Linked DNA regions of Homo sapiens: region 1 is linked to region 2. A link is a contact called in ENCODE Hi-C or POLR2A ChIA-PET data. All regions are on one chromosome and are shown on one strand. The core of a region is the stretch at or near the end of the contact, and the rest is flanking DNA. Distances in the headings are between cores, read along the strand shown.

Evidence for each region. Hi-C counts contacts between places; a loop is a spot of excess contacts on that map. ChIA-PET counts read pairs that join two places held with the same protein, here RNA polymerase II (POLR2A). Pooled maps may share reads with other maps.
Region 1: a loop to region 2 is called in a pooled map, with 4 times the contacts of the local background. The contact joins the promoter of FAM131A here to the promoter of VWA5B2 in region 2. A Hi-C loop is called at or near these places in 4 of 50 pooled maps. POLR2A ChIA-PET finds 5 or more read pairs at or near these places in 2 of 52 experiments (GM12878 and activated B cell).

Annotation. Positions count from the first base shown.
Region 1 is chr3:184,335,093-184,339,442 of GRCh38, forward strand. It overlaps FAM131A (family with sequence similarity 131 member A), which reads left to right and starts at 2,508. Exons shown (of 6, transcript NM_144635.5): 1 at 2,508-2,626; 2 at 3,295-3,437. The coding sequence starts at 2,539. It overlaps EIF4G1 (eukaryotic translation initiation factor 4 gamma 1), which reads left to right. Exons shown (of 33, transcript NM_198241.3): 33 at 1-261. RefSeq lists silencers at 712-1,141, 1,058-1,258, 1,182-1,251 and an enhancer at 3,050-3,661.
Region 2 is chr3:184,227,239-184,231,606 of GRCh38, forward strand. It overlaps VWA5B2 (von Willebrand factor A domain containing 5B2), which reads left to right and starts at 2,347. Exons shown (of 20, transcript NM_001390846.1): 1 at 2,347-2,475; 2 at 3,142-3,429; 3 at 3,509-3,679. The coding sequence starts at 3,291. RefSeq lists a silencer at 2,115-2,454.

The DNA of each region.
Region 1 (4,350 bases), core at 1,258-3,757, 110 kb after region 2:
CCGCCAGGTGTCCCTCTCCTCCCCCTGGGGCACAGAGATATATTATATATAAAGTCTTGAAATTTGGTGTGTCTTGGGGTGGGGAGGGGCACCAACGCCTGCCCCTGGGGTCCTTTTTTTTATTTTCTGAAAATCACTCTCGGGACTGCCGTCCTCGCTGCTGGGGGCATATGCCCCAGCCCCTGTACCACCCCTGCTGTTGCCTGGGCAGGGGGAAGGGGGGGCACGGTGCCTGTAATTATTAAACATGAATTCAATTAAGCTCACTGCCTTTCTGCTTTATGCCCTGCTCCCTCTAGAGAAGGTGTTTATAGGTGGGGATCCTTCCCAGAGCTGGTACTGTAGCGCTGTTCCCTGTAACCTGGCACCCCTCCTGCCTCTTCCCCTGTCCATGATTGCAGGGATCTGAGGTTTCCTGGAAGGTTGGGCCCTCAGATGGGCTTGATAGGTGCCTTCCTGGTCCGGAGAAAAGGGAGATTAGTGATAGGACATCCTTGCTAGGCTCTGCTCTCCTACCAGAATGATTCAAGCCCCTGTGTGGGGAAGGCTTTTGGGTTTCGGGTTGTTTATAGCTGGAGAATCCCTTTATGGCTTGAAGGTGTCATCTGTAAAATGAAGGGGCTGGATGCATGAAGGGAGGTTTTGCGACCCCGTGTAGTGTGACTGGGCTGGCTTAGTGAGTGTTCGCCGCCCCTGCCTTCAGGTGGCAGTCGGCTCTGGGAGGAGAGGACCGGCATTTTCGAACCCGGTCCAGGCCGCCTCTGCGTGGCTGTGACGTCGCTGCGCCCCGCCTACTTTGGGTGGTGACGCGGCGGTCACGCCCCCGCGCTTACGTCACCGGCCCGGTTCCCTCTCCGGGGAGCGGCGGCGGACGCGCGGCTCCCACCCCTCCCCTCTCACGGGCTCTCCCCTCCCCAGTGTGGCCGCGACCCTACCCTCTGCAAGGCGATGGCCCGCGCCCCGAGCGCAGGCTAGCGTGCCTGGGTGCCCGGCCATGGGCTGTATCGGCTCTCGGAGCCCGGCGGGTCAGGGTAAGAGGCGGAGGCCGGGTACGGGTTGGGGAGTCGGGCTGCGGCCGCCGGTGCGCGGGCCGCGGGTGGGTGGGGGCCTTGAGGAGGGGGCCGGTGTCGGGAGAGGGAGGAGCCTGCACCGGGAGGCGGGCCAGGCAACAGGAGGGAGCGGGAATGAGCAGGGAAGGGGCCAGACCGACTCCGGTTCGCTCCCACGGCCTGCCTGCCTTGGGGTTTTGCAGGGCAGACGCATGGTCTCGCCGCTGGCTGCCGTGTGCCCACTGCTCAGGGTGGCCGGAGACGCACAGCCCCGGGAGGGGCTGGGCAGCCCGATGCCCCCACCACTCCAGCCCTCGGCGACTGGCCTTGCGCGCCCACACACACACTCCCCTCCGCCTACACCTCTGCCTTCACAGTCCTGGGAGTGGCCCTGTGCTGGGAACCTGCTTCTCCCAGCCGTGTCCCCATCTTCTTAAAGAGGTAGCCTTTCGGTCCTGGCTAAGCACCCTACCACAGAATTTTTGTCGGACATTGACTCCCCTCTTCAGTCAGTCGGCGAAGGGGGACTGAGGTCCCGTTTGGGGCACCTGTGAACACTGAATCACCTCTCACCTATTACAGTTGTTTTAATGTCCTGCCCCCACTCAGCAAAAACAAATCACTCTACTCTGTGGAGGGAAAGAGGAACCCAGAGGCAGGCCATCAGGGCTTCCTTCCCACAGTGCTGACCCCTGCCTGGGCCTCGGTTTCCGTGGGTGGCCATGCACACCGGGCCTGGCCGTAGTCCTGTGCATCAGAGGTCGGCCAGCTTCCTTTACTCCGGTGTGGTGGATTTCTCCACGCATAAGGCAAGGCAGGACTGGGTTTGGGATGGGTCCTGGACCTTCAGGGCAGGTGGTCAGTCACACAGGCCTTGGTGTGGTTGGTACTTGATGTTCTTTGGAGCTAAGACTGGCTGAGATTTGTACTTCCCTTGAGGAATTCTGGGATTTGTAGTCCTAAGTTAACCTCGTGGCTTTTGAAGCTGAGGAGCAGCTGACTGCTCTGATCTCTCTGGCCCTATCAAGGCTTGGAGTTCAGGAAGTCATCACCTTCTCTTGTCAGGGGTGAGTTTGGCTGACCTCAGGACTGGCCTCGAGAGCCCTGGTTAGGTACCAGTTGGGGGCCAGGGATGGCCTGTAACCTCCTGTTTTCCTTCTGGTTGGTAGCATTTCTGGGGACCAACAGCTGGCCGAGGCTCAGGGATAGAGACGGCTGCTCCAGCTAAAGGTCAGTTGTGATGTACATTGCCTGTTGGCACTGTCTAGGGAATGGGCCTCAGCTCCCCGAGTCCCAGAGAGCTTGGCTGAGCCCTGGTGTTCCCACCTCCTCAGAGCCATGAGGCAGGAATGTTCTCCTTATGTGACTAGGCACAGGTTCCAAATGGGGAGGGGACTGGCTCAGCATCCGGAGCCAAAACAGGAATAGAACTGGGAGCTGAGCCTGGAGCGGTTCTGGGCTTTTGGTTCTCTGCATCAACACAGCCAGCATGCCTATGATTTCTGTGCTGGGCAAAATGTTTCTGTGGCAGCGTGAAGGGCCTGGAGGACGATGGACTTGTCAGACAAGTCGCAGAGGTGAGACCAGGGATCATGGATGTGATCTGGGAGATGATGGGAAGCTGAGCAGTAGGGTGCTTAGGTGGAAAAGGAAAATTACTCTGGCTTAGATATTAAGAACCAGGCTGAAACAGGGAGAACCAGGCTGGGGCCAGACAGGGCATCAGGAAACGGCTTCAGGGGACAGGGGTGAAAATCAGAAAAAATATCATGAGTTCGTCAGAAAAGAAGAGTAAAGAGCTGTGGACCAGCTGAGGCTGGCGAGAGGAAAGAAGGCAGCAGGAAGAGAGAAGGAAGGCAACCCTCCTGCAAAGGGTCCAGGGTGGCGGTGGTGGGGGGGACAGTGATGGCGGAAGAACTCAGTGTGCTTTCCAAGAGGAATGGGTAGGCTGGGAAACGGGAAGGAGAGTCAGAATTTATCATTGTTTGGTTTCACCCTAGGGTTTTGAGGCAAAATTTATCCAGAGCAGGAAGGTGGCAAGTGGGCTGCCACAGAATGGCCCCAGGGGCCCGAGGGTCAGTGATGTGTGGGATGGGGGCTTTTAGAGTTGAGGAGAGCACTCAGTGGGCGCTGGTCTTCTGGAAGGTGGGGGAGGGGCCGAGAAATGATACGGCAATACTGGATGAAAATGGGGATCTCTGCAGAAGTAGGGGCACAGCTCAACAGCCTTTCCCCTTCCTCTCAGTGTCCTCGGACCCCGCTTGGGCTGTGGAGTGGATCGAACTTCCTCGGGGTCTCTCTCTATCCTCTTTGGGATCTGCTCGAACCCTCCGAGGCTGGAGCAGGTCCTCCCGCCCTTCCTCGGTGGACAGTCAGGACTTGCCAGAGGTGCTGGGCCCCTGGTGGTGGGGGGAAGGAGGACGTCATCCATATAAAGGGGATCTGCAGCCCCCACCCACGCCTGGCCAGCCAGCTTCTGGCTCCCTTTTCCGGCGGGCGGAGGCGCTATCCGGCGGCGGGCCGGGAGGCCGCCCCCGTGCCGGTCTGCTCTGCTCGGCGCTGTGCCAGCAGGCGGAGAGCTCGCGCCTTCCGCGCTGACGTCAGCGCATCCCGGGCCGTATCCCGGGAGACCCTGTTGCGTGGTGATGGGTTGCCAGGGAGACATACACCTTTTCTCTGGGCCTGGGCCGCAGCTGCGCGGAGCGCCGGGCACGGATGGCGGCGGCTGAGGGGAGCGAAGCGAGGGAGGGAGAGCAAGCTAAGAAACACCCAGCAGGTGCTCCCCCGCCTAGGCCTGGCTGGAGGCTACTGGCGCCACCCTGGGGGCCCTGTCAGCCAGGTACCCAAGGGGAGGGATCGAGGGTGGGCCTCAGGTCAAGGGGCAGTGTTGGCTGCCCTTGTGAGGGACGGGAACGTGATAGAAGAGAGCTGGGCAATGCCGGGGAGGGATGTGTGCCTCCAACTTCATTAAGTGAGGGAAACATTTGCTGGGGCTTGTCAGGGAGCCCTGAGCCAGGTACAGGGTGGAGTTAGGAACTTACGTGCATCAGACTTAGGCCTTGCCATCCTGAGCTCCCTCGGGAGACAGACAAGGGCAATGATGGGGGCGGGGTGTGTCAGAGAAAAGAAGAGGCTGTCGGCTGAAAGCATTATTTGCAGGTGACACTTGAGATGGGCCTTAAGTGATGGCAAGCATTTTTTCACGTAAGGATGGCATTCTTGGCCCAGAGGAAAGCTGAGTTCCTTTTCCTGGAGGCAGGCGGGCTGCTTGCTGACAGGGATTGGTGGAGAAGGGTTTTTG
Region 2 (4,368 bases), core at 1,097-3,596:
AAAAAATTACCCAGGCATGCTGGTGCTCGCCTGTAATCCCAGCTTCTCAGGAGGCTGAGGCAGGAGAATCACTTGAACCTGGGAGGCAGATGTTGCATGCAGTGAGCCGAGATCGCTCCACTACACTCCAGCCTGGACGACAGGGCGAAACTCTGTCTCAAAAAATATATCTATATATCTATATCTATATGTATATCATCTATATCATCTATTCTCCTATGACTACCACGTAGCCCACCCCATGCTATCCCTCAGCCCGGCCTCAGATCTGGAATCTGGTTCCTGTGCTGTCCCCTTCTGCCCTTGGCTGTCATGCTGCTGCCTCACCACCAGAGGGCCTTCCAGCTGGGCCTCAGAGACCCTTCTTACTGCCCCACCCAAGGTGCCAGGCAGCCAGCACTGGCTCCCCACCCCCTGCCCCTCATCCTGCAGGGTGCCCTATGCTTTTTGTGGAGCCATTCACCTGTCTCTCCCTCCATTTGCCTCAGCTAAGGAGACCTTCCTAGCAAGATCTCAGGGTTGGTCCAGCTTTGCAGCAAAGTTTGACTTCTGCCAGTGTGTGTGTCTGGTCTCTGATAGGGATGCTATCTTCCTGGGAGGCTGTCTTACATCTAAGCTCTCCTCAGGACCAAACAGAAGGACCTCTTTTTCCATTTCCATGTGTCGGAGACCTCCCTAATGACTGCTATTTGCAACCTCATGTTTGTCCAAGGGCTACATGTAGCTCTTGGTTCATTTGTAGAAGGGGCAGAGCACAAGGTGCTTGTGGAAAGGTGGCCACTGCCTGGACCTTTGTGAGGCCCTCAGGGCCAGGGCTGGTCCTACCTGAGGCCCTGGATCACCTGGAGGGACCATCAGCCCATCCACTGTTTCTCCCTAGGCCTGAAAGAGGGACCCTCGTTCAGGATGAAGCTGAGAACAGACTCAGTAGAGAAAGGGGGAGAGAGGTGAATGGAACCATGACCCAGGTAGTATGGAAAGAGGGCTAGGACCCAGCTGGAGCTCCCTGTGTGTTGGGTACGTGTGACTGTGTCTGTGCTCCCTGTATCATTCCTGTGCATTTCCACCCATGAAATTCCCTGGGAAAAGGTCAAGCTCTCTCCACCATGCTAAGTAGGGTGAGCAAAGGAGATGGTTGGGGTTGAGGGCTCAGATACTCAAGGAGGCAGGGATCCCCCGGGGGGATGATCCCTGGTGATAGTGATTGAAATCAGAAGGAGAGAGTTAATGCGGAGGAGTGAGAACCATGGGCCCGACTCGAAAGCTCACTTCCTACTGGCTGTCCTCCATCCCCAGCTCTCCTCAAGCTCTCTCTGCAGAATCTCAGTATGGCATCTGCCAAAAAGCTTACATGGATGATCCCCAAACATGGTCATCTCCTCTCACTTCCCCAGGGCTCTCAGACTCTTCCTTGGGGGACCTGGGAGAGGTTTTCCGGACCTTCCTACTTTTTGACAGCATAACACTGTCAAGCACATGCAAAGTCTGCCAATAACAAGGGGCCCTCCTGACAAGCAGAGATGTTTTCTCTTCAGGGCTGCGGTGATGGGTGGGGGTCACTGCTATGAGGGGACGGTCTGCAGCCATAAGAAGGCTCTTCAGGCTAGAAGGCTTCACTCCCAAGGCCCGCACAGCTGAAGAGACCAAGGGGTTATAGGCTGAGGGCGCTATTGTGCACACCCTCCCACCCCAGCAGAAGTGGTTGGCACTGCAGCGATGCCAAGGCCGGCTGCTTGGGGGTGGGAGGAGGTCGCTGCAGTGATGAGGAATCCCTGCTTGGAGTGAGTGGTCACTGAAGTGGCTGCATGAACTAAAAGTACCTGCAGGGATGGGGGAGGTTTTCTGCAGTGATGAAGAGCACTTTGCAAAGGAAAGGGGCCAGCTTCTTGGGGGAAGAGTCCTGCGGTGACGGTGATGGGGGGCTGGGGGGTTCGCTGCAGTCAGGAGGGAGGGTCTCTGCAGCGATGGGAAGCAACCCAGGGCAGGGGGTGGGGTGGGCTGGGGAATGGGATGCCGTCGTGGTAATGGGATAGCTGGGGTCGCGGCAGTGTCGGTGGCACTTGCAGGACGCCTGATTCCTGAAGAATGGAAAGGGTGGGGTCTCTGAGGCCTCGGTCCTGCAGTGACGGGGATCCGTGCGGCGGCGGGGACGCGGTCCCTGCACTGCGGTGCCCAGTCTGGCTCGGGCTGCCGCGGCTGGCGCGGAGGCGGTACCGCGCCCGAAGGAGGGGGGAGCGCCAGCCCCGCCGCAGCAGCAGCAGGCGTGGCCAGGGCAGGCTGGAGGGGCGGCCTCTCGGAACGGGGGCGGGACCACCGCCGGCAGGGCCCGCGCCCCTGCCGGGACTCAGAGCCGCTGCAGCCACAGTCACGAACTGGCGGCCGGCAGGTGCCGGGACCGAGGGCCACCCGGAGCGCAGAGGCGGCACCACCCACACGGATCCCGTGGGCACCTAGAACTCCGCGGAGGGCGCGACGGTGAGGCTGAGACTGCCACAGGGAGCGGGGCGATCCCCAGAGCCAGCCCGCGGCATCCCCTGCGCGGGCCGCGGCCACTGCAGGTGCCCCCTCCTCCCACATCAGCTCTGCCGGGGTAGGGAGCGGTAACCTGGCGGCTCCCACGGACTCTCCCTGGCCCGACACCTCTCCCGGGCTTGCCTCCCAAAGACCCCCTCTTTTCGCTTTCCCAGCTCGTTCTTCCCACCCTTAACCCCTCCACTCCGGCCAGCACCCCCGTCGGATGAGGCACCAGGGAGAGAAAGACCAAGGCCCTTTCGGCGCCCCATCCACCCTGCCCCCGCGATCCCTCGCAGGGCCGGGGGCCTCCGGGGGGATTCGGGCCCTTTAAACCTCCGCCTTCCCGGAGCATCTTCCATCTCCACCCGCGCCGCTTCCGACAGCTGGCGGCCGCGGGGGGCCCCGGGGGGCCGGCAGGTACGGGGGTGGCTGCGAGGTTGGGAGTGGGCGGTGGAACAGCTGTGACCGCCCCCACCCCCGGGGGAGCCGCGGCGGGACTGCTGGGCGCCGAAGCGCGCGTTAATCATTAACCCTCCGCGGCCCGGCTGCCCAGGTAACGCGTGAGGATGCCCTCCTCGCCACCACGCCTGCCGCCCCCTTATCTCCCCCGCCACCTGTCGCCCTCAGGAGCTCCCGCTCGGCCTCGCGCCCCGGCAGGCCCCGTCCGGGTGCTGGAGTGAGACTCTCGCGCTGGCCTCTGGAGCGCGGGGTGGGCGTCCCGTCACCCTGCGCCCAGCTTCCCCGGCCCGTTCCCGCAGGGCCGGCCTCCCGGCGCCATGCCCGGCCTGTACTGCCCCTCCAGCTGGACGCCGCTGCCGCTCACGGACTCCTGGGTCCGGGCCTGCGCCAACGGCCCCTGCCTCAGCGTGCGGGCCCGGCTCACCTACCGCAACCCGCAGCCGCAGCCGGTGGACGGTGAGGCCCGGGTGGGGCGCGGGCGCGGCGGGGGGTGCGCCGGGCAGGGTCCGACGCCGCCTCCCGCCGCCCTCCCCAGGCGTGTTCGTGTACCCGCTGGCCGAGGCCGAGGTGGTGTCCGGCTTCGAGGCCGAGGCCGCCGGACGGCGCGTCTCCTTCCAGCTGCAGAGCCGGCGCCGCTCGCAGGCCGCCTGCTGCCGCGCTCTGGGCCCGGGGCTGGGGACCCCGACGCCCCGCCGCTGCGCGCAGGGTGAGTTCCGCGCGCCCGCACCCGCGCTCCTGAAAGCCGGGCGCAGCTCAGGCTCCCGCATCCGCTCGGCCTCCGCCCGTCCCCCGCCTTCCTCCGGGCACTGCCTTGTGCATTCATTGGCTCATCCTGGTATTTAGCAGTCGTGGGCTGGGCACCTGACCTGCGCCAGGTGCTGGGAGAACATGGCCCGGAGGTTCACAGCCTGGGAGACAGACACAGCAGGCAGCACAGGGCTTGCGGGGGCGCCAGCAACCCTTACAGCCCAGGAGACCGGTCTCTCTAGGGGGCTGCAAAGGGAGCCTTCTCCCCTGGTGGTCCCCTCCGGCCCCTTACTATTTTAGGCTGCACACCTCAATCCGGCCCCGCGTGGGCCAGTGAATCAAGTGTAGACTCCTGTGCCTAGCAGCCAAGGCCCTCGCTCTCACCCCATTCCATCCCTCTCCCAGCGACCCCATACACCAGGTACCGCTGCCGCTGGCCACACTGACTGACAGGTCCTTTCCCAACTCTCTGCTCTGTCTTTCCATCTTCTATTGAGCAAATTCCTACTTGTCCTTTAAGATCCACTAAACGTCATTCCTAGGGAAACCCTCCCTGACTCTCCCACAAATAGCTGCACTGTTTCCTGGCTCCCCAGCCTTTTGTGCCCCCTCGTTATGGCACTTACAGGGGGAGTCATTGTCACAGAT